Linked DNA regions of Homo sapiens: all the other regions are linked to region 1. The links are chromatin loops, found by intact Hi-C in ENCODE. Cell type or tissue: endothelial cell of umbilical vein. All regions are shown on one strand. Region 1 has its middle 150 kb from the start of FAM3C. Region 2 overlaps TSPAN12 (tetraspanin 12). Region 3 overlaps CPED1 (cadherin like and PC-esterase domain containing 1).

Evidence for each region. Hi-C counts contacts between places; a loop is a spot of excess contacts. Peaks named below come from ENCODE experiments on the same cell type or tissue, not always from the same donor. Only the 100,000 strongest peaks of a DNase experiment are listed, where the experiment ranks them.
Region 2: it touches region 1 in a loop (2.1-fold over the local background); 4 of 110 quality-filtered maps call a loop at or near these places.
Region 3: a loop joins it to region 1, with 4 times the contacts of the local background. A loop is called at or near these places in 5 of 110 quality-filtered maps.

What each region holds. Positions count from the first base shown.
Region 1 is chr7:121,544,294-121,552,293 of GRCh38, forward strand. No RefSeq gene overlaps it. Among named protein-coding and RNA genes, the nearest start is that of FAM3C, 150 kb to the left of the region's middle. RefSeq lists an enhancer at 10-1,209. In endothelial cell of umbilical vein, a CTCF peak has its summit at 3,399 (motif pointing left); DNase peaks (open chromatin) are centred at 618 and 3,388; H3K27ac peaks cover 1,407 bases.
Region 2 is chr7:120,803,030-120,811,029 of GRCh38, forward strand. TSPAN12 (tetraspanin 12) reads right to left here. Exons shown (of 8, transcript NM_012338.4): 6 at 7,434-7,541; 7 at 3,520-3,663. Among named protein-coding and RNA genes, the nearest start is that of TSPAN12, 51 kb to the right of the region's middle. RefSeq lists a silencer at 3,025-3,074. In endothelial cell of umbilical vein, a CTCF peak has its summit at 3,052 (motif pointing right); a DNase peak (open chromatin) is centred at 3,072.
Region 3 is chr7:121,104,873-121,112,872 of GRCh38, forward strand. All of the region lies in intron 7 of CPED1 (cadherin like and PC-esterase domain containing 1), which reads left to right. Among named protein-coding and RNA genes, the nearest start is that of CPED1, 120 kb to the left of the region's middle. RefSeq lists a silencer at 3,153-3,202. In endothelial cell of umbilical vein, a CTCF peak has its summit at 3,240 (motif pointing left); a DNase peak (open chromatin) is centred at 3,229; H3K27me3 peaks cover 1,229 bases.

The DNA.
Region 1 (8,000 bases):
TTATTTTGGACTAGTTTCCTGTGTTAGGCCCTAGCAGACAAGACCAAATTATAATGGAGTTACTTGGGCTAAGTGCCACATAATCAAACTGAACTTTCCAACAGGTCAGTTTTCCAAAAAAAACCCCCAGCAGATTCTAGTACCTGAGTCAGCATAATAAGGATGCCTCCTCTGTTTGAACCCTATAAGGAAAGTAACGTTGAAAGGATGAGTCTGTTTTTTATTCTCTCTTTTTGTTTCCTTTGGCTCTTTTCATTCTATAAATCTAACCTCCTCCATTCAGTTCATTTGAACACTCACTCTATTTTATAGAATGAGGTGTTCCCTGATTCTAGAATTGAAAATAAAAGTCAATTATAAATTTAAACTAAATACATTGTAATTTTATTTTTTGATGGGTGATTTAATTAATTTTGAAGACATCATGTCATTAAGAGTCCTCGCAAGCATAGTTCTTTTACCCTGGTTCACCTCACTCAGGAGATTTATGGCCACCTTTGACTTGTGCAACAGTGAATGAAATTTATCTGTCTTGATCAAAAGGGAAAGAGGACTAACAATGTTGAACTTTTCCAGAGCCTCATGCTTTCAGAAAATAGTTGTGGTTAAGAAATCTCACCAACTTTTTGTTTTCAGAAATGCCTCACCGTTTTGTGTTCTGAAAAACAGCTTAAGGAAATGAATCACCCTTCTCCATGTGACTCACATAGCACTCACTGTCCATTCTTTCTTGTGACCCCCATCAGGCTTGTAAATGGCTTTCTTGTTTACCTGTGACAAGGCCAAACACACACTTTTCACCTTTGTTTGAACCTGCTGACAAAGCCAGGTATAAATTCCCCCTTCCCTTTGCCTCTACCCAATGTCCCATTATTCCTTTTTTTTTTTTTTTTTTGGAGATGGAGTCTCACTCTGTCATTCAGGCTGGAGTGCAGTGGCATAATCTCAGCTCACTGCAACCTCTGCCTCCCAGGTCCAAGCAATTCTCCTGCCTCAGCCTCCCTAGTAGCTGAGATTACAGGTGCACCCCACCACACCCAGCTAATTTTTGTAGTTTTAGTAGAGATGGGGTTTCACCATGTTGGCCAGGCTGGTCTTGAACTTCTGGACTCAAGTGACCTGCCCACCTCAGCCTCCCAAAGTGCTGGGATTACAAATTACAAACGTCTATTCTTTATCTCATGAATGATTAGCTAAGGTTACAACTGTTTGTTTTTGAACTAGCAAGACACAGAAATAAACATTTTCTGCCCACTTAAATAACAGAGACCTCTTCTGATTGCAAAACAATACAGCTGGGAATCCCCACACCTGCAATTTGTCTACTCTTTCCTGTAAATGCCTTAAGGCAAATCCACTCTGCAGAGACACTGTAATTTTCTGATCTGTGGGACTCTCCCTATGGCACTAGCTGGAATAATATCACCTTCTCAATTGTCTCATGCATTTTGTCTTCAACAGTACTGAGAATAATTCCCTGGGCGGCATCAGTGATTGGGTGCTAGTGAGAGTTGCATTCCCTTTTCTTTCTACTTTCCAGACAAGTAAAAGAAACAAAGCAATAAAGAACCATCAAACAAGACTTTGACAGATAATAATATATTCTGTGGATAATTTCTACTTCAGAGATAGGCAATTACACATTTTTAAAAGCAATTTTTACTGCTCAGTTACAGCAAGTTTGCCTATTTACAAAATAAATGCTGTTTTATTATTTTTAAACATGTCTTACTTACTGCATGCCTCTCCATTTTTAAGAAAACCCCAGTTACTCTGACTGAGCAGGAGAGTTTAGGAAAGGAAGGAAATCATATTGGCTGATCTTCCAATAAGTGACAGACTTGGGCTAGACATTTACATTTATTTGATCCTTTCAGCAACCTGGTGAGGTAGGCATTATCTCCATTTTAGAGATAAGGAACTGAGGCTTGGTGGTGTTAATATCTCACTCAGCATCACACACCTAGTAACTGATAGAGTTTTATGCTTTCCTAACATCTTACATGCCTTCAGTGATGATAATTCTTCAGAAATTAGTAAACATTCTGTGAATTTTTAATATTCTGTGAATTTTAGAACTCATTAAGACAAACACACATCTATGCCTTGTACTCGTATAAAACCTATTGAATGTTACAAATTATGTCTTATCGTTCCAAAATTTCAGATTTTTTTTCCCAGAAATCAAACTCAATGCTGTTTGGAAAATTTTTGCATAAACCAGCATTCAGATTAAGCAAAATAGAGAGATAAATGAAGAGTTGAATCAAAACAAAGTTGAAAACCAAAATAAAATTTTAATTATTTGGTACATTTAATCAGGAAGGATCTTCTTACAAGGCAGTTCTGTGCAAAACATCAATGAGTGCTAATAAATAAGGACATATGTGTGTCCCAAAAGATTTGTCTTCAAGGTATTGTGAAAAAAGTTCCTGGAGCCACCTATGAGAGAGAGTGCATCTGGTCTAATTGCAAACTTCAAGCAATTGTTAAACTTCTTATTGCCTTCTTGAACACCTCTCTGGACTCACCTGTGTAGGTCTGTCTCTGTCCTCCTCCGGGCTGTCTGTGAGTTTCAGTTCTACCCTTCTACCCATACTAAGGGAGAGTCCACTCCAGCCTTGTGGACGTCTAGTTGCATATTCACTTTATCCATAACCTTGACATCTTCGTGAAATAATAAGTGGGTAGGGAAAAAAATTTCTCCTATACACTAGTGGAAATTGTATACTAAAAAATTTCAGCTATTTAACAGAGGGCCAGGAGTTTGGAAATTAGAAGCTGTTTCCCAACATCAGCAAAATAAAGGATTCCACTTTATTTATTTGAAGCCACAATTATCCAACCCACTTCAACGGTTGCTTCATATAATGAGTCTTAGAGTCAGAAAAACTATAATTTAATGACCCCTGATTATGTAGGCTGAAAACTTGGATTCAATGTGGTAATTAGATAAGGCATGTTTGTTTATCTGACATTAGATAAGGCATTTTACCTTCCATCAGCCACAATTTCTAATTTTCCTGCAGATGTTTACACATGTTTTGGGGAAAAAGCTTTTATGGTACTACAGATGCAGCCATTGCAGCTTGGCAGAATGCTACAGGAGCAGAATAATCATCAGAGATGTTCCTAAGCAAAGAAGGAAAACCAGTTCTGAAAAAATGGCAATGATTAAATAAGGTAAAAAGTACACTATTTCCAATGGAATTATGTGATTTTTAAAAAAACTTTGAGAGATGTGAATTTGTCTATGTATAAATAGGTAGACAAAATTGTTCACAAGTAATTTTAAATATTTTTTTCTTTCAGAAATGAAATATTCTTCAATTTAAGGAAATTCTGACGTTTCAGTACGCTAGTGTGTGATGTTCAGCTATTATAGATGCTCCTAGCGCCATCTGGTGAGATATACAAGCAATAGCATCAATATTTGACTCATGCTTTGTAAACCCAGGAGACACTTACTCTGCAGAAAATAGGCAGTAGAACAACCTCCACTTATTACACTATGAAGTTTGTCCTCAGATACTAAGAAAAATCACTGTGTAACCTTGATGTGCATGTAACATCATTTTAATAATGCAGATATGGATCTCACTGAACATTTTAATTGTACCTTTATCCTTGAAATGTTTATCAACCTCTGGTGCCATTTTCTCTTCAAATAAATTTTGCATACATTTCCAACTGAAGTTAATGGAAAGTTAGAATATACATTTGAGATTACAAGTTAACCTAAAATTCATGTTGTAACATGCAAATTAGAAGAAAAATCATTTTGCTTAATTCTTTAGGACTATTTGACATTTCAATTGGAGGTGCAGTAATTTCTTATCGAAAACAAAAGAATAGATGTTTTCTTTTGGAAAACAGACTTGATATGTGTACATGATATTTCTATTAGAGGAAAAGAATATTGAAGAAGAGGATGAAGTTGGCTTTGAATAAGTTGAAAAACATCAGGGTTAGAGGTGCTGAATGTAAAAACATTTAGTGTTTTGACTTCTAATATCACAGACACCTTTTCTCCAAGAGTTACTGGTATAAAATATGTAAATTTACCTCAGACAAAAATATACAGAAGTGTAAAATGCCTTCAATTCCTCCTTACATAAGCTCTATCTGTTGTAAACCAAGTTCAGCATATGTGTAATCAAGAGCTTCTGGAACAGCAGGGAATCACCTGAGCATTGGGAATCTTCAATTTGTTCCATCTCTCAGACAGGTTGCTGAGTGCAGTGCCATCTTATGCATGTAGGCATTTGTTGGTGGTTTGCTGTTTTAGCACAAATGACAGTATAGATACGATTTGCATAGCAAGCTTAAATAGTTAATGATCAAGAAATATGACAAGACTTTATCTGATAAACATTTACTCTTATTTTTCTGACAGAGTAATGTTGATAAACACCAAAAAGCTCTTTCCACAAATACCACAGTAGAATTCACAATCAGAACCAACTACAAAATTTGCAGTGGTGTGCTCAATGCACCATGAAAATGCAAGCCCCTTTGTTCAAAAATTTTAAGGAATTTCAAGATGGCAACAAAAGAATCTTAAATCAAATGCAGGGCCCTTCTGAGCACAGTGGCCCCATATGACTGCACAGGTGGCACAGCCATGAACTCATTGACGTAGGCCAATATTTTATTTTGCACTTGTGGAAAGGTAAACTGAGGCACATTAAAGCATTAAAAACTCTATTAAAGACTTTATTTGAGCATTTAGTGATCCATGGATCTGGGTACTTCCAGACTGCAAGTGGTTTGGGGACTCCAATAAAGGCAAAGGTACTTTTATAAGGTGAATGAGGGAGCAAGGCAAAGGAAACATTTGGGGAGAGGTAGCCTCGCTCAACTCATTCCCCTGGAAAGTCCTAGCTAGAGGTTAGTTGGTGATTTCTGGGTTAGTTAAAGTTTTATTTTACCGTTTATACTGAATTGGGTTTGAGTTTGCTTACACAGGAACCCAAGGTGCTAGAATCACCTCAGCCCAATGACCTCCTAATTAAATTTTTTTAAACACTCTTATGGCCGGGTGCAGTGGCTCATGCCTGTAATTCCAACACTTTGGGAGGTCGCCTGAGGTCAGGAGATTGAGACCAGCCTGACCAACATGGCAAAACCCCGTCTCTACTAAAAATACAAAAACTGGCTGGGCATGGTGTCAGGTGCCTGTAATCCCAGCTACTTGGGAGGTTGAGACAGGAGAATCACTTGAACCTGGGAGGTAGAGGTTGCAGTGAGCTGAGATGGTGCCACTGCACTCCAGCCTGGGTGACAGAGTGAGACTCCATCTCAAAAACAAACAAACAAACAAACAAACAAACAAACACACTCTTATTTAGTGTTTATTGAGCAAAGCCATTACATGTATGTATATTATCAGTTATAAATATTACCTCAATATATAAAGATTAAAACAGATCTCTGCTACAATTTCTGATTACCTCATTAAAAAAAAAGGATGAACAAATTGGTAGGCTCAGCCTTTTCACAGCTTCCTGAAATCATACTCATATGCAGTGGATACTACTGGGTGCATAGAGGCAAATTCACTGTTGCGGGTAATGAAGCTAAAAGTTTGGAGCCAGAACAAGGCTCTGGGAAGTGCTCTGGCAATTAAAACACATTTCATATGTCTGCAAAAGTAAGATTTTTTTTTTTTGACATGGACTTTCACTCTTGCTGCCCAGGCTGGAGTGCAGTGGTGCAATCTCGGCTCACTGCAACCTCTACCTCCTGCGTTCCAGTGATTCTCCTGACTTAGCCTCCCAAGTACCTGGGCTTACAGGCACCCGCCACCATGCCGCTCTAATTTTATATTTTTAGTAGAGATGGGGTTTCACCATGTTGGCCAGGCTGGTCTTGAACTCCTGACCTCGAGTGATCCACCTGCCTCAGCCTCCCAAAGTGTTGGGATTACAGGTGTGAGCCATTGTGCCTGGCCAAAAGTAAGATTTTTAACTGCAATCTATTATAAACCTTGGTTCTGTCCACTCTGACTTCCCCTTTGTCCCTCTTATCCTGTGTCAGGTGCAATTGGAGTGGCCATGGGTATTTCTAAGATCTAGTTGAGGGGAAATTGAGTTCATCCGGACTTAGAGGAATATGTTTTTGTGGTTTGTAGTTACTTCTGTGTATAGTTATTGCCAGCCATCCTGGGGTACTCCTACACTCACTATGCTGACACAAAGTTGCTTGGCCAGGATTCATATCATGAAGAGCATATGTCCTCCACCTCCAGCACCAGAAAGCGGTGGGTAGTGGAGAAGCAGCAAGGTTCACCATGCACAGAGTCATAAATTCATCTGTGGCAAAGCATGTAGAAATGTGCCAGAAAAAATAACATATTTATTGTCCCTTTTTTGATAGTTTTTTTCCAAATGTGTTGTGTATTATAATTTCCTTTCATGTTTTAAATAAAAATTGATTTATACATCTAAATTCATATTTGTAAATTATATACATTTCAGACCACTTAAAACCTGGATCTGTCCCACTGAAGGCTGAGAAATGAAAGCAGAGAAAGACTGAAGGTCTGGCCTAGATTTCATTCAGATGGGGATTATAGTCCGGTTCAGATAAAAATCAAGTATAGCTGAGCTGGAAGAGAAATTATTGTAGTAAGAATGTAGTGATTTATTATTAACATCCCTCAACCCTCCATTTGTAGGTTTAGTTTTAAATGTAAGATTTCAGGAAAAGGGAGAGCTTTGACTTTCACAAGCCCCAGCTTCTCCCCTCTGTGCGACCTCTGGCTGGGCTTCCCCCACCCAGGCCCCCTTCCCTGCATGGACTCCTTTCTTTCCAAGATCCACTCAGCACCTCCTTCCTCTCTCTCAGTACTCCTTAGTCTATCTTTGTTTCTCTCCACAACTCTTCTCAACCATATCACCCACTGTTTTCTCACCTGGGTGACGTTCCCAGCTCTCAACTTTGCCAATTTCTATTTCTTTTCAAAATTGATCTGCTCCACTAGCCCTTTTCTTCAGGTGCTAAGTTTGATAGATAGCTAGTAAATAAAAAAATAAAAACTGAAATAATCAGTTAAATAGGTTTTAATTAGTATCATCAACTTTCTTCTTGTGTACTTTTAAAAAATTGACTTTATTTTATAGAATAGTTTAGATTTGAAAAGATGGTACAAAGAGTTCCCATATACTTTGCACCAGTTTCCCAAATTGTTAACACTTTACATTAGTATATTTGTTACAATTAATGAGCCAATATTTACATATTGTCTAAAGTTCCTACTTTATTCATGTTTCCTTACTTTTTATCTGATGTCTTATTTCTCTCCAAGGATCCATCTAAAGTACTATATTACCTTAAGTCGTCATTTCCCCTTTGGCTTTTTTTAGTTGTAATGACTTTTTGGACTTTTCTTGTTTTTGATCATTTTCACAATTTTTCAAAAGTACTGGCCAGGTATTTTTGTAGGATGTTTTTCTATTGGAGTTTGTCTGATGATTTCCTCATAATTAGATGTGGAGATTATGAGTATTGGAAGGAAAATAACAGAGGTAAACTGTCGTTGTTACCACATCACAGCAAGGAGATATACATATAAGGGTACATGCATACTATTAATATGATTTATTACTATTGATGTTGACCTTGATCACCTGGCTAAGGCAGTGTTTGTCAGGTTTCTTCATTGTGAGGTTTTGTGCTTTTCCCCCTTTGTATAACTATAGTCTTTGCAAGGAAAAAACTATGCATTGCCCACACTTAAGGAGTGGGGAGTTATGCCACCTCCTAGAGGGTGGAGTATCAATGGAAATAATTTGGAATCTTCTGCATGGGAGATTTGTCTCTTCTCCTCATTTATTAATTTATTCAATCATTTATTTATATCAAAATAGATTCTCTGATATTTATTTTTATTTGTTTTATACTTTAGGTATCTAATACCTTTTTTTTTTGAGACACAGTCTTGCTCTGTTGCCCAGACTGGAGTGCAGTGACATGATCTTGGCTCACTGCAGCCTCTA
Region 2 (8,000 bases), 740 kb before region 1:
AGAGACCTTGCGGTTCATCTAGTCTGGATTCATTCTTAATTTAAAAACCCATTCTACACTACCAATGACATGGTTATCTGACCTTGACTTCAATATTTTTAGTGATGAGACACTCATTATTTTACAAGATAACCTGTCTCACAATTGGATGGATTTTGATGAGCAAGGTCTTCCTTCTATTGATTCAAAATTTCCTTCCTGTAACTTCTGGCCCTTGGAGCAACAACGTGTAAGTCTAGTTCCTGTTCTGAATTATGAACTTTGAAATATTTGAACACATCTCAACTATCTCCCTTCAGTGCTCTCAACTTCTGAATAAACATCCCAAATACCTCCAGCTGTTCCTCACTTATTTCTCCTTTTGGAACCCTCATCTTCCTACTGAATGATCTCTGGACACACCGTAATTAGGAAACATATGTTCTCCAGGGCAAAGTAGAATTATGTCTTATTTTTAATTATGGATTTAATTGTACTTATGCCATAAAACTACTAAATGATCCTCTTTTGTAAATCAACTATACATATAATTGCATACTGTATAATTACCAATATCAGCATATGTTATTAGTTGTAAAATGCAAAAGCAGGTTACTCTGATATAATAAGCCCCCATCTTAGCTGGAAGTCTGTGTCTAAAGAACATCTCATGGCTGACAATGCCAGCTTGCTATTAAAATTCTTCAGATAAAAATATGAACAAATTTCAAAATAATCTGGGCTATCAACTTGCACATGCACAATAGTATGGCTTGTTTCAATTTCAAAATTCATGGAGCAAGCAATTATAGATATCCTAAAAGTAAAGCATCCCTTTATAAAGTAGTATTATTAGTGAAAACAATCTAAGAAAAGCAGTGAGGATGAATTGCAGTTTTACAACAATAAAATTATATTAAATGTTTAATGTGGAACAGTCTTCAGCTAAATAAAGCAAAACTGAAGAGAATTAGTCCATATTCAGACTTTATGGGAAGATCCGGTAAGTTGATCTCATGATCAATAGTAGTTATAATCATATCATCAGTATTAATCACTAAAGCAGATACAAATTATACCATAATGTTGTGGCCCAATAATTGTCCATATTGACTCGCTACCAGTAAAAACTAACAAATGGACAATTCACACTAGGAAATTTGGTAGGTTTCAATTTACACATCTATACTTCTAACTATACTGTAGCCATCTGTTCTTTTAATGTCTAATAGTAAGTTATAGTATATTTGAATATCCATAATATGTTTATATGTAATACTACCTCAGAAATATTAGTACTGTTTTCCGTTTTATGGAATAAGCAGGAGTTTGCCGCATTTATTAGTTGATGATTCCTACTACAGACACTAGCCAATATTCAGCTTTCACCCAAAACAAAAGAACTAGGTTCAGTGCCATAATCACTGAAGAACCTACAGACACTAACCTACAACAACTTTCTGTTCAATAAACTATATTTTGTATATTCCTTTTCATTCAAAGCCAAATGTTTCTAAACAAAGTATGTATAAAACAATAACATCCAAACATAATGCTTCTCAGCAGTGTGAGCATGACAAAAAGTATTCTGATCATCTTTTAAAATAAAAAGCCTGAATTATTCAACTGTTTGAATAATTCTTGTGATTGGTTGGATTATGTCCTCCCAAAATTCGTATGTTAAAGAGCTTAGTACCTCAGAATGTGATCTTATTGGAACATAGGATTGTTGCAGATGTAACTAAGATGAGGTCCGACTGGAGGACAGTGGGCCCCTTGTCCAATATGACTGTTGTTCTTATAAAATGGGAAAATTTGGAGACACACAGACAAGGAAAACACCATGTGAAGATGAAACAGATCAGGGTGATTTTTCTAAAAGACGAGGAACCAGGAAAATTGTCAGCACACCACCAGAAGCTAGGGGAGAAGCATGAAATAGATTTCTCCTCATGGCCCTCAGAAGGAATCAACCCTGCTGACACCTTAATCTTGGAGTTAGCCTCCAGAACACTGTGACAATAAATTTACGTTGTCAGAGCCACTCAGTTTGTGGGACTTTGTTATGGCAGCTCTAGGAAATTATAACAATTTTTAAACTCCTAAAAAATACTTGGCACTCTCCTTTGGGGCATGCCTTCAGAGCCCAAAGCACTTTATTTTGGATATCCTTAAATGGTGACATATTCTTGTCTTCTGAGATATGAGTAACAGCCCAGAGTTACTCATATCTATGAATATAATGGATCACTTGTATAGGTAGTACAGCATTCTTTTAATTAATTACAACATCCAAATTAATTAATTTACAATATAAATTGACTGCCCATCTCAACAACTGCCTTTGGCAGAGAGTCTAAAAGATGTTTTGAATGGTAGTATTCTTAGGAATAAAAAGCATAACCTCCTAAGATAACCACCTTGAAATATATCAAAATGCAGGTGTTATAAATCCTGTTGCTTTGTTTTAAATTTTCATTCTTTATAGCCCTACTATATATACATGAGTTATATTATGAATAGTGTGAGCAGTGCCTTGTGATACCAGGTACTTGACAAGAGGTGTATGTGGGGAATGATCCCAACCCCTTAGCCTAAGCAGTTTCCTTTCTATCTGATTCACATTTTACATTTCCATTCTAGATAAAGACTGCCTAACAAAACTTTATGTGATGATAGAAATGTCTTACATCTGCATTGTCCAGGACAGGGGCCACTAGTCACAAGTGGCAGTTGAGCACTTGAGATGTAGCTAGTGCAACAGAGGAACAGATATTTTAATTTTAATTAATTTTAATTCAAATGGCCACACGTAGCTATTTGGCTGCTGTAGAGGACAGTGCAGTCTTAGATTTTAATCTGAAAATAGAATTTTACTGCTAACAAAGTCTGAAAATAATCAGTAAAAATGAATGAATAGGAAAACTTCTGCTAAAATGGAGTAATTGATTATTCTGATCAATTCTCCCAGAAAACACAAGTATGTAAATTTCCTGGCCACATGAGGATTGACTTTACCGCCACTGAGCATAAAACTTAATCAGTGAACTAAAACTGACATCACTAATCATTAGCCAGCAGGGGGAGCTGGAGAGTAGCATGGTAGCATTTTCTTTGGAGAGGTTCTTTTTTTTCCCCTTCTATGTGTTGGTGGTCTATGTGGAGGCTCTTAAAATACGTATTCTGTCCAGGAACTCCAAACCCTCTGCTTCTTGCACATCCAGTGTTAGCTACATACTCTGCCTGTGTCTGTTTCAAAGGATCCCCAAGCAGTAGGAACTTGATTCAAAACAAAACAGTTCAAAATCCAATTAATTACAAAACCTGGTCTTTCCCACTTCCCTTTATTAAAATGTGATTAATGTTTAGATTTTTATATTGTTTTTTAGCTTTCTTCTGCTTCTCCCCATATTAGAGAAAAATTTTAAGGCCTTTTACATTTAGACAGAGAAGGAAAATTTCATTGGCATATTGTTGATTCTTTAAAGTTATTCCTAAGAAAACATTTATCCATAATAAATTAACCATATATGGCCTCACCTCTTGATAAAGGTCACTGAGATCTTCCTGGTGGGCCTGTTTGGAACATCCTGGGAATTCTCTAACACAGCAGGAATCTGGGGGCCAGTCCATCTCTGTCATTTCCAACCAGTCAGTGAAATATACTACTCCACAGCACTTAAACTGCAAAAAAAATCACTAGTCAGCCTCAGAAACCACAAAAATATTTTCTTAACTTATAGGAGATTAAACATCAGTTTTTTAAAATTTTTGTACCCAGAGCTATATCTGTCATCACCTAATGATATATGTACAGTCTATGTTGATGATAGAAATGTAGTAAAGGAACACCATGGCTAACGATTGCATAATGGAAGTATTCTGAGTAATAATGCCCATAACACATAAAAACAAATCAGGCATGACTGAGACTCACTCCCTAACTGTAAGCTCATCTACAAGTGACTATACATAGCAACAGATTGAACATACACACTAACAAACCCAAGTAGGTGACACTTTAATCATTAAACCTCTAACCACCAAAGGCCAGTTAATCAAATTTTTCTATTGCCCAACATATTCAAATATTATATTAAAAGTTTCTGTAATCTTTGTAAAAACATGTGTTGACCAAAGCCCACATCACAAAAAGTTAGCAGACATCGATTCCTTAGCTAGTAAAATATCCAAAAACTTTAAGAAATAAACATAGGTCTGGCCAACTGGTGTTTATTCAACTGAGTAAGATTCTTGAAATAAATGTTCATATTCTATTACCATAATCTCAGAAGAAATGGTGTGTGTGCCTTTAGCTTGAATAAAATTGGATTTAAGAAAAACTATACTGACATTTTTACTTTTTTATCTTATTTCTCCAAAGATTAGCAAAAACTGTCTCTGATCAAGGTTTGGAAACACTGCTTAAGGACCTCTATAGATTAGATTCAGAACAATTAACTATGATGAATAATTTTCTGTCCTTGAGTGGAGAAGGAGGTTGCTCTTTCCCCTCTAGCCAGAAACAAGGACTATGGGCAGTCACTGAGAACTTTGCCAAGAGTGACTGGCTATGCAAATTATGCAGTCCAACAGATCAATCTATGTCCAGGTTTGACATTGCATCATAAAATATCACAATCCCCCACCATTTCAAAATTTAACTAAAATTAACTTTGAAGAATTCCGAACTTCTCATGCAAAAGGAAACAATGAAAATACCACAAAGTATTTTGCGTTGTTACACTGGCCTAAATGTCTGATTTTTAAACAGAAAAAAAAATCATCTTAAGAGTATTATAAATGACGAATTACTGAAAGCTATGGGTAATACTGAAATTTTGAGAAACTTAAAAAATACTTTATATATATTTTTCCTTTTTAAACTTGCTCTCAAAGTCATGAGTATACTATAAACATCACAAATTTAGTCAATAATTTGATGTCACATATTTTACATAAGACATTAAATATCCTTAAATAATATATGTAGTATAAAGACTTCACTTCATAAAAATCATAAACAAGGAAAGGTTAACTTTCCAAGTCCATCTTTTTAAATTCTTGCACTCAAAGAAAATCCATTTGTCTCCTTTGCTAATGACATGAGTCCTTTCTGTGTTGATGACAGAACAGTTCTTGGAACTCTCTAGCTCCATCCAGCAAGGAACAGCCTATTTATATGGCTTTGTCAGGAAATAAGATATTCTACATAAATGACTTTCTCAAATATAAGTATATAATGTTCTTTCTCATTATAAGTATACGATGCTCAGTGCTGAACTTACTTTTATTTTAGAAAGCATTTGTATATAATTGTCCTTCTTCAACAGAAGATAATGAATTTATTCTGAAACTTTTTCTGAAAACTCCTTTAAGTAAGCCCAACATCATACCAACATATTACTGTGGTCTACATCTCCTTGTCATTTTCCTGTCTACTTTAATATCATATTGTGAGATAGTACTACTCTTGCTAATGTGTCAAGCTCTAGAAAATACCATCCATTTTACATATGAGTAAACTGAGGCCTTTGACAGTCAAGTAGCTTGCTAAAGTTACAGGCCAGAGTGTGGCACAGTCTATTCCAAAGCCTATGCTCCAACTACTATGTTAAAATAAATAAATAAACACATTTTTTAAAGTTAGTATTCTAAAAACGTATTAAACAAACGTCACTGGGGCTTAAGTGAGAGTCCGCTAAGTTGCGGTATGTGCATAGAATTGCACTGAATGAGGAGCAAAGGAGACTGGCACCTGATAAAGTTGCTTTCTGCAATACAGGTTATTCTAGAATTGGGTCCCCCACCCAAATGCATATGTTGAAATTCTACCTCCCAGTACCTTAGAATGTGACTGTATTTGGAGATAGAGTTTATAGAGATTGTTGAGTTAAAATAAGGTCATTAGGGTGGGCCCTAATCCAGTATGACTGATGTACTTATTAGGAGAGGGTATTTAAATATATATATATATTTAATATATATATGGAAGACATAGTGAAGACACAGGGAGAAGATGGCCATCCGCAAGCAGTCATTGCAAACTAATATAAGGGATATAAGGGATTTTAAAAACCTCAGGTTCTCAGAAGTCTTCACCATCTCCATTTACATAAAATAGTCTTATGATAATGGAGGAGGAAACTTACCATGTAACAAATCTAAAAATAAGTGTGCTATCATTTGCAGTACTTGTACATTGTCCATCTAGGTGCAGCTTCCATCAGAAAAAAACTCACTTTGTTTTTTAACCTGGATTATCACTGTCTACATCACAAATTCCAGAAAATAACGAGCTCTGGGCAGCATCTACTCAGGACAGTAGCTGACATAACTTACTATAAATTTCCTAATGCTTATTTTCTCTTTGTGTTGTTTTTAGCACAAATATACAATAAATAAACAAAGTTAGGAAGCACTTAAATAAACAGGAAATCTGTGTTACAATGATAATTTTTACCATCTCAACAGTTGTACACAGCCAGATTTGGAGATTGTCCTGGACTTGAACCTCTGCCCATATCCAGGACAAAGTAAGTGAGCAGAGATCTTGCTATCTATCACGTAAGACACTAATTCTCAAATGCTTTGCGGCCTAGCACTAAGATAAATTAAAGGAAACTGAAATACTTATCCATCTGGGAATGTCACTTCAATCACAAGGAAACTGCTTGGAAGAAGAGCTTGGTTTGAAGCAAGATCAATGGTTAACTCCAAGTCACCAAATTTTAAACATCTGAATACAGTCCCCACTTGAGAAGATGGTTGGGTGCAGTGCTACATGGCGGTTAGGTAAGAAATGCTAAACGCACCTATACTTTGTAATGTTATTGTTAATAACCATAGGCTAAATGAAATCGCATCATTTAATCTTCTTAACAACCTGAAGAGAGAGGTATTTTTATTATCACTATTTTAAAGGTGAGAAAACCAGGACTTAAGGGAGTTATGTAAATTATAGAAGCTCACTTAATAGCAAGCAGCACAGCTATGATTTTAACCAAGGTCTTTCTGAACAGATCATGCCATTAATGATATACTGACTTCAAAGTCCCAAATGAGAACAATCATTTTTTTTAAAACTAAAATTATGTTTAAAATATTGAGAGCTCTAAAAGTCATGAAAAAATCTATTTGTCTGGAACTTGGATATTTATCAAGTTAACTCTCATAAAAAGAAAACTTCACAATAATTTAGCAAAATGGCTTTTCAGATGTTCTTAAATATATGTGAACCATGTGAAATAAAGGGGAAATGGTATACATGGGAAGAAAAGCAGGCCATGAAGTTACCTAAGATATTTTTCAAGAAATAATTGCACCAGAGGTTACTGAATCACAGGCTTAATTTTTCAGCACAGAGGAAATTACCAAAGCTAAAGCTTTAAACATCTGGTTTGAAGGTGCACCACTTACTTCACTCTCTCTACCTCAGAAATTGTAGCACTTACCTCTCTCTGAAAAAAATTCCAAGCATGAGTAAGCCACCGATATCTAGGTAATCCATAATTTGTCATCCTGGCTTTCAAAGTGACCATATCTGACCATTGTACTGGAACCTGGTGATAAAAAGCAAAATATCAACAGCTGTAGCTCACACACAGACACAGATTCACACACACACACACACACACACACACACACGTACACACGCATACTCGGAATGTCTTCTAATTGACAAATACTATTTTAAATTTATATTTGCTCATGGCCTAAATTTAGCTCAGAGTATTCAATGTAGTTATTGGACAATCTCAATGTATAGATTTTTGTGATAAATGAAGAGGTATTTTGTACTAAGGAAAAAAATGAGAAATCACTTTAATGCTCAAGGAAATCACCAACAAGTAATTAACTGTACATCCCACAGACATACTGAAGACTTTCACATAACAAATAACCTCTGCAGAGAAATGTCCTTCATTTGATTTCAAAATGCTATGAAGTTGTTGCTCTTTGAAGCAACTGCAGATAATAGTACTAAAACAAAGAGGAAAGAATTAAGAAGGGAAAGAATT
Region 3 (8,000 bases), 440 kb before region 1:
CATGATATAGGTAAATATTATACAAATGATCATTTGTTTTCCAGTAAATGCAATAGACAGATGTCATAATCTGAATTTCTGGATAAGGGCCACTTTGATAGAGATAGGGAAATCTGGGATACCGTAGCCTTTTTTCAAGTCAGATTTGTAAGTTCTAAATCACCAGCTCTCTACCACCGCTGCACTGGCCTTCAGGGGACCATTCTTCCATCTCCAGTGCTTGCAGTTCCCTCTCACATCAATACAATCAGCAAATGTGCACAGAGGGCAGAGGAGAACTGTGGCAAAGAGAGGAATGGTGTTATGTACAAGATTCCTTTTAAAAAGATGCATATATCCCTTATTCATTTTGGAAATATGACACAGTTGTAGGGATGAAGTTAGCCTCATTTGTCGTCAATATTTATGCACTGCCTTTGATAATGTTGGGTGAGATTGCTTATATATTCCCAAGGTAAAAATGAGTAATGTCTTTGGAAGAAAGTATAAAGTGACAGTATGGTTTTTCAACCTTAGGAAGTGTTCTTCCCCTGATCTTCATTTTATGTCCAAAACTGCAGGCTACGAAGCAGACCTTGTAAAAGGCTTTTGACTGAGCATCTGGCCCTTCGCTAGGCCCGGGAGATTTATGTCAGCTGTAGAAAGAATGTGAATAAAAGTCTTCTCCTGAGAGTTTGTAAAAAGAGTTGACGTATTACTTAACCTACTTTTGCTTGAATTAAATTTTAAAATTGCATCAGGGTGTTCATTTTAAAGTATGATTTTATATAAATAGAAATTATAAATAACCAGCATGTAATTGAATAAACTTGTGACCAAAGCTGACTTACTTTAAAAACTTTTATAATAACTGCAAAGTAATCAGCCCACATTGATGTTAGATTGCACTAATACTCTTTATAGCAACTTTGTGTCTTTTTAAAAAGCAATTCATTCACTCATTCATTCATTCCTTCATTCCCAACTTGGTTCTATTAAAAGATTTGTCAAGTCATTTTGTACATTCGTTAATTCTGAAGGCTGAACTTGGATGATTATCCTAAATGTAAAGAAAACTATTCATTAATGATGATCATCTTTATCTGGCCAAAATGATAACTTAAGCAGATGACTCTAAGCCTCAAAAAGGCAAGCAATGTGTTTGCATTTCCAGAGCCTCACAGAGTTCCTGGCGCATGGCAGATGCTCAAAAATGTTTATCAGTGAATCGTTGTCTATCATCCTTATTTTAATTAAAGGTACCTCATTAATAATAACTTATTAAAAACTGCCATTTGGGGAAAATATGATTTAAGAGCAGGTTCTACAACAGAAGATAGTATTATGGATTTACATATTCCATCATTGTTAATTCAGGCATATTTTCCCTTCTGAACTAGGGTAATGAACGCATAGACATATGCAAATATAATTAACTAACATAATGCTTTATATAGGTAGATGCTATATAATGCTTTATATAGGTATACACATATATGTGTATATATGCCTACATATATATATATAATGTATTATGACAGTGTAAAGGTAAAACCTAACACTAATGAATAAATTTGCTAATTATTATTGCCTTTAATACTAGAAAATCAGTAGGCAAGTGTTAATTATATATCCAGAAAAATGGAGGTAAGCTAATACTCAGGGATTTCAGTGTGAAATCAGGTGAGGTAAGTTCATTCCTTCTTCCCTCCTTCTGGATGCTTGAAAGATGGAAAAGTTCCTCAATAGTACTTTGGAGGATAGAATGTATGTTTCCCTTCTCAGCTCCTCCCCTTCACCTGTCCTGTTCACAGCCTGCTTCTCCCTGGAGCCATCAAGGGAAGGTATATGCTGGGATGAGGATGGGACCCAGTTATGGACTTGAAAAGAGCAAGTGTTGTTTCTCTGAACTGGATCCTGGAAGTGTATTGCCCGTGAACTTCACAGAAGCTCTTAAAAATTAATCTCTGCGGGCTCTTCCTCTTTCTGCCGTTGCCCAGCACAGTAATGTCACTCTGATTTCTGTTACACCTTGCCGATAACAAGTTTATAAAATAAACAAGTGTTTAGAGTAAAAACCAAGCCTGGGAAAAGAGGTCTAGTGTAAGCAATCTTTCAAAGCACTTTAAGCGTCCATAGAGAGCAGCACCATCTTAATTTTTTAGTTTCTTATTATTTCTTTAATAGATGAGCCAGCTAAGCCGTAGAGATGTTCGAAGACAGAACAGCTGTATTCCCTTTCTTCACTACCCTCATGCAAGAAAGGATTGTTAAGATGGATCTTTGGGAAATGGACCATGAATTAAGGCAAAACTCCCTGCAATCTTCCTAAATGTTTTCATTTCTGTACAGACACCTAGAGAGTTATTGAATTTAATTTTATAAATCTTTATCCCTAAGACTTTAACAACAAGGCTTAACTTTTTCATCACTGTGGTAATGTTAAATATCTTCTGATGACAGGAAAATATATTGGAAGGAAAAAATCACATGAAGTCAGCAAACAGGAGAACAAAAACCAAGAGGAAAAATCTACTTGCCTAAATCTTTTTGAAATCCTTAAAAGAAGAGAGTTTGCTTATTCTTTATTTATGTAGGAAACAAATCTTCAGTGCCTGGCATAGTAGCTAATATTCAGCCGATTCAGGGAGAGAGAAATGAATTAGAATAGAGACTCCACTCATCAAATTGCTGAAAAGAATAATTAGTAATAAAAATAACTCCTTTACAAAGTGGTATGTGGGTGCAAAGTAATAACAGTGAAAATAATGGCAGTAATTGTCTCCAAAAATTAATCGCTTTAATGCTTAAGTTTATTACAGAATATTTACTCAGTGGGGAAGTTAAATGATTTTTACACTTTTACTTTGGGTATAGAAAAAAAGTAAGTTTTTACCAGTACGTTTTGAAACTTATTAAATGTATATCATTTTTGAGATTTTTATTAACAATATCCTTTATTCCTTGAGATCTGTCTCAAAGGCTGACAAATTCTAAATATAAAATATCCTCAAATGTGCCAACTAGGTAAAACTGATTTGTCTGCTGAAGGAAGACAGGCTTTTGCTCCCTTCAGGAGAAAATCTGACTTGCATTTGTCTTATGTGATTTATTCATTGTAAGTTTAAAATGAAATACAGCCTTTTTCCTTCCATATATTAAAATGTGGTTTCAAATTTAGAAGAAACAGCAATCTTTTTTCACTAAGGAAGCCTACATAGCAGTGAGATGGAGCAAAACAATTACTGTATTGCCCCCTAGTGGTCTTTTTTGCTATTGTACAAATAGTCTGAGCTGTCCAATGGCAAGAGGAAAAAAGGCAAAAATGCTTAGCAAAGCATGGAGCATTTTTCCCCCATTGGATTAAACATATTTATTTTAAAAAAGTTATTTTATAACCCATACTTACAGTAAGAAAGCTGTGCTTTTAAGTAGATTGCGAATGATGATAATTCCTCACTACAATTTAAATTACCTAGGCCACACAATTATTTGGAATGATTTCAGCATTTGCCAGCCACTGGACATTGTTTTTTCACTTAAGAACACTTTGTAAAATTTAATATGCAGTGCTATTAAAGAATGATATCCCTCAGATGACTATATGTTAAGAAAATTCATTCTTCCAGCTCAAATTCATATCATAAAATATAATAATCTTAATTTTTTTCTATGGAAAAGTTAAGCCTATTAGTCATAAACTTGTGAGTATACATTTAAGTGAAGAAATGTACATTTTGTAATGTTTTTTTCATATAAGGAAATTCAATGATATTTTCTAGAGCTCTTTCTCCTCAAGGAATTTACTTGAGAGTGGTATAAATATGCAAAGTACACAAATATAGGATATTTTTATGGAATATGGAATACTGACTTAGAAGAAATGACTTATAAACATGCTATACTGTCTTATGTGTAGATCATACAAAATATGTCAGGGATGTTGGACTGATTTCCATAAAACTCTAGTCTAAGCCAGTCACCACAAGCTCAAAAACACCACCCTGTCCCATTGCCCAAAAATTAAGACCTAAACTTTTTTCCTTGGAAAAACAACAACAACAAAAAAGATTTTGCAACACATAGTTTTAAACTTACTACACAATACCAGTTTTAAAATTACTGTACAGTTAGAGCTGGCATTTTATACTTAACATGTAAGACTGCACTACTGTACCCATGAATCTTTTGTGTTACTTCTATTTGATTACAACCTGAGCCTCAAATCTGCTGTTAACTGGAATTCCTTTAAATTATCTAAATGACCTGATATTATGATATAGAACTGAAAATTTGTGTTTTATTTCTCTGAGTGCTACTGAGGCAGCAGAAATGGATTCTCTCCCAGGACTCTTCAGATATATTTTGTATTCTCTACCTTCTGCAACATAAAGACGTATTTCATTGCTTTTGTTAGATCTCTATGGAGCGTCTGCCTATAGGGCGGTCATTCTCTCATTGCGTCACTGGCTGACACAGAGCATTCCTATACACATCACTCTGTCTTCTTTGTCTCAAAACAATTTGTCCTTTCACTCCCTATTCCTAGCCTGTAAAAGCAGTTCTTAGAAGCTCGATGAAGCAAGTCTTTAAAATTTAGAGAAAGGGACTTCAAACAGGAGAGGAAATTCCAAGCATCCCTTTATTTACATATATATCCGTATTCATATGCACTATGTTTCCCCTCTACATCAGCTTCTTCTTATTTGGTCTCTAGTTTTCCGGAATCTAACAGTTCCAGGTACCATAGCCTCATCAATCTGTTTAAAAAACATACTGTTCCAAACTGATGCTTTGGTAGAAATTTCTAGTAGAATAACTTCTGAATAACTTCTACTAGAAATTTTTTCAGATATATTTGAAAGGTATAAGAATTTTTCTATGTGCTTGATTACTCAGATTATCTACATGAAGAATATTTGTTCAAATCACACACAGAGAAATCATTACTTTAAACTCAGAAGTCACAGAAGAAAAACATTATGCTAAGGAAATATATTTCATTTTCATGCCTTCAAGGAGTTACTGTTAAAGAAATGTGATTTTACAACATGAATAGGACGATGATTACATCCTTTCAGGCTGAGTAATAAGCAAATATCCAATTGCATTTTTACTTTAAAGGAGAGAGAAATAAATCACCAGCATTAGATCTATAGCACTGGATATGCAGGAAAGAAAAGAAAAATCCCAAGCCATACTTCTACAGGTCTGGGGATCGGTGTGCAGTAAGAAAGTCCTTGTACAAACTCTATGACCTTAGACAAATCTGCTTACATCTATGGACCACTTTCCATGTCTATAAAATAGGGATGGTTTTCCTATGAGTTAAATTAGCCTTTTGATTCCTGCTACAAGTATTTACCGGCTACCTCTTATATGCTAGATGTTATGTTGGGCTCCAGTAGCATAGCAGGAAACAAGGCAAAGTCCCTGCCTTTGTAAAGTTTATTCTTGTATGGAATGACAGATGAAAAACAGATAATTAATTATACACATATAAAGAAATTCAGATAGTTACAGGTATTTAATATATCTAAGAATGAAATGAACAGGATGGATGTTGACTAGGAACTAACTGGTCTGCCCACTTTATGAGAGGTAGAAAGATTGCCCTGAATAGGTGATATCTGAGCTATAATTCTGTGATGAGACTAAGTGCCATTTCAAGAGATGACAGTAAAATACTCCCAGCAAAAGGACAATTCCAAAGGTAGGAGAGTCTTCACATATTCAGAGAATGCCACAACCACTGACTGTGTAACATGTTGAACACAGGGTGAGTGGTAGAGAGATTGAGAGAAAGGCAAGAGCCCAATCACACAGGAGTCAGGAAAGGTAAGAAATTGAATTTTTTCCCTATGGGCAAAGGGATGCCTCTAAAAGATAGTGAACAGGAGGCTATCATAATCTGATTTACTTTTTAAGCCCATTCTGCTGCTTTGTGGAGAACAGATTGAAGAGAATTGTGAACAGAGGCAGAGAAACCAGTTGCAAGGCCATTCAGGGGTCCAGATGAGGAGCATGGTGGCTTGATCTAGGTTGGTGAGATATGGTAGTCTAAAAAAGGAGAAATGTGGATACGTTTTGAAGGTAGAAACAAGAATTGGTGTTGGGGTGTGAGAGGCTAAAGAGAGAGGGTTCAAGGATGACTCTTCAGCCATTATTTGAATGGTGGTGCCATTGACTGAGAGATCAGATGGGGGAGCAACCAGTCAGGAGGAGGAATGGGAAAGAGAAATGTGAAATGAGGAGGTGGAGAGGCACACAGGTTCCTGTTCATACAGCAGCTTACCTGTTGAGGCTGGTTCTTACTCATCTACCTCTTCTCAGCCCTTGGTTGCTCTGTAACCTGACTGAAGGCCCTACCAGAAAATTTTTCTCCTGGACAATTTGGTGATTCTTTTTCCATTCACTTCCTCTCTCTGCCTTTCTTCTCCCCAGTCACTGTAACCCCTATTTCCAACAGAAGTATCCTACCACTTCTAAATGAATAGAAGAATAACTGTAGCTATTTGCCCATCCTGGTGTGACAGGGAGGTTCCCACAGCTCCAGGTACCCATTGCTATAAAAACAGCCTTGGCAGGGGTGCCTGTTTCTCAGCCACCATAAAATTGGGTTATTTTCAAATAGATGGTGCCTCAAATCACAAGTCTAATCTTTTGAAGGATAGTAGAGTGGTCTAGTGTGATGTATTCAGATAAGAAGGTGAGAACATGCTTAGGAAAATGCTCACCCTAAAAAGGGTTCAATCTATTCAATGTTTGGGATGGAAGCCAGAGTGAAGTTAGAGAAGTTTGAAACAAATAACTCAATCAGAATCAGCAAGGCTTAAGTTGCATTCTAAGCACTGAAAATAAAAAAGAAAAAACACATGAGGTTCTTAGATCACCTTCTCCATATGAGAGGTGTGAGAAGGAGATGCGGGCTCCATTTCAAAAAGAGGAGAAATGAAGACAAAATTTAAACAATGATAAAAGGCAAATTGAATCAGTCAGCTTTTGCAGAGCAAATCATCTCCAAACTTAGTGACTTCAAATAAACATTTATTATTTCTCATGGTTCTATAAATTGTCTGGACCAGCTCTGCTCATCTCTATAGGCAGATGGTGGCTAAGCGAGGCTGGGTAGTCTAGCCTGCCTTCACTCACGCTCCTAGATATTGGCTGGGTATCAGCTAGGGCCACTGGGATGACTTGGCCATGTGCCTGTCATCGTCTTGTAGTCCACCTGATGTTCCGCTACACAGTGGCAGTTTCAGGATTCTTAAGAATTGCAAGAGAACAAAGCCACTTGAAAAGGCCAAGTCCTTTCAAAGTTTTTGCTTGTATAGTAGATCGAATGGCTGTCCCCATAAGGATATGTCCATATCCTTACCTCCAGAACCAGTGAATATTATCTTGTTTGGACAAAGGGCCTTGGCAGGTGTAATTAAATTAAAGATATCAACATGAGATCTTCCTAAATTATCCAGATAGGCCCTGTGCATGTCATTATAAGAGAAAGTCAGAGAGAGATTTGACACAGAAGAGAAGACACACAAAGGAGAAGATACATCTTCACATCTTCACTCATGTGAAGATGAAGACAGACAGTAGAGTTTTGCACCCACAAGCCAAGGAATGCCAACAACCAGAAGCGGAAAGAGGCAACGAATGAATTGTCCCTAACAGCTTTAAGAGGGAACGTGGCCATGTGGACATCTTGACTTTTGGACTTCTAGCCTCTAAAACTGCAAGAGAATAAATTTCTCTAGTTTTAAATTGTGACGTTTGTAGCAATTTGTTACAGAAGTCCTAAAAAGCAAAAGGAGTTTACATCACATTTGCTAAATATCTCATTGGCCAAAGAACATCACATGAATAAGCCAAGATTAAAGGGGTGAAAAAATAGACTCCACCACTGGATGTGAGAAGCTGCAAAGTCACACTGCGAAGGGGTGTGCATACTGGGATAGGAAGAATTTGTGACCATTTTTTTGCAAACTGCCACACTAATGAAATACTTTCATGTTATGGCA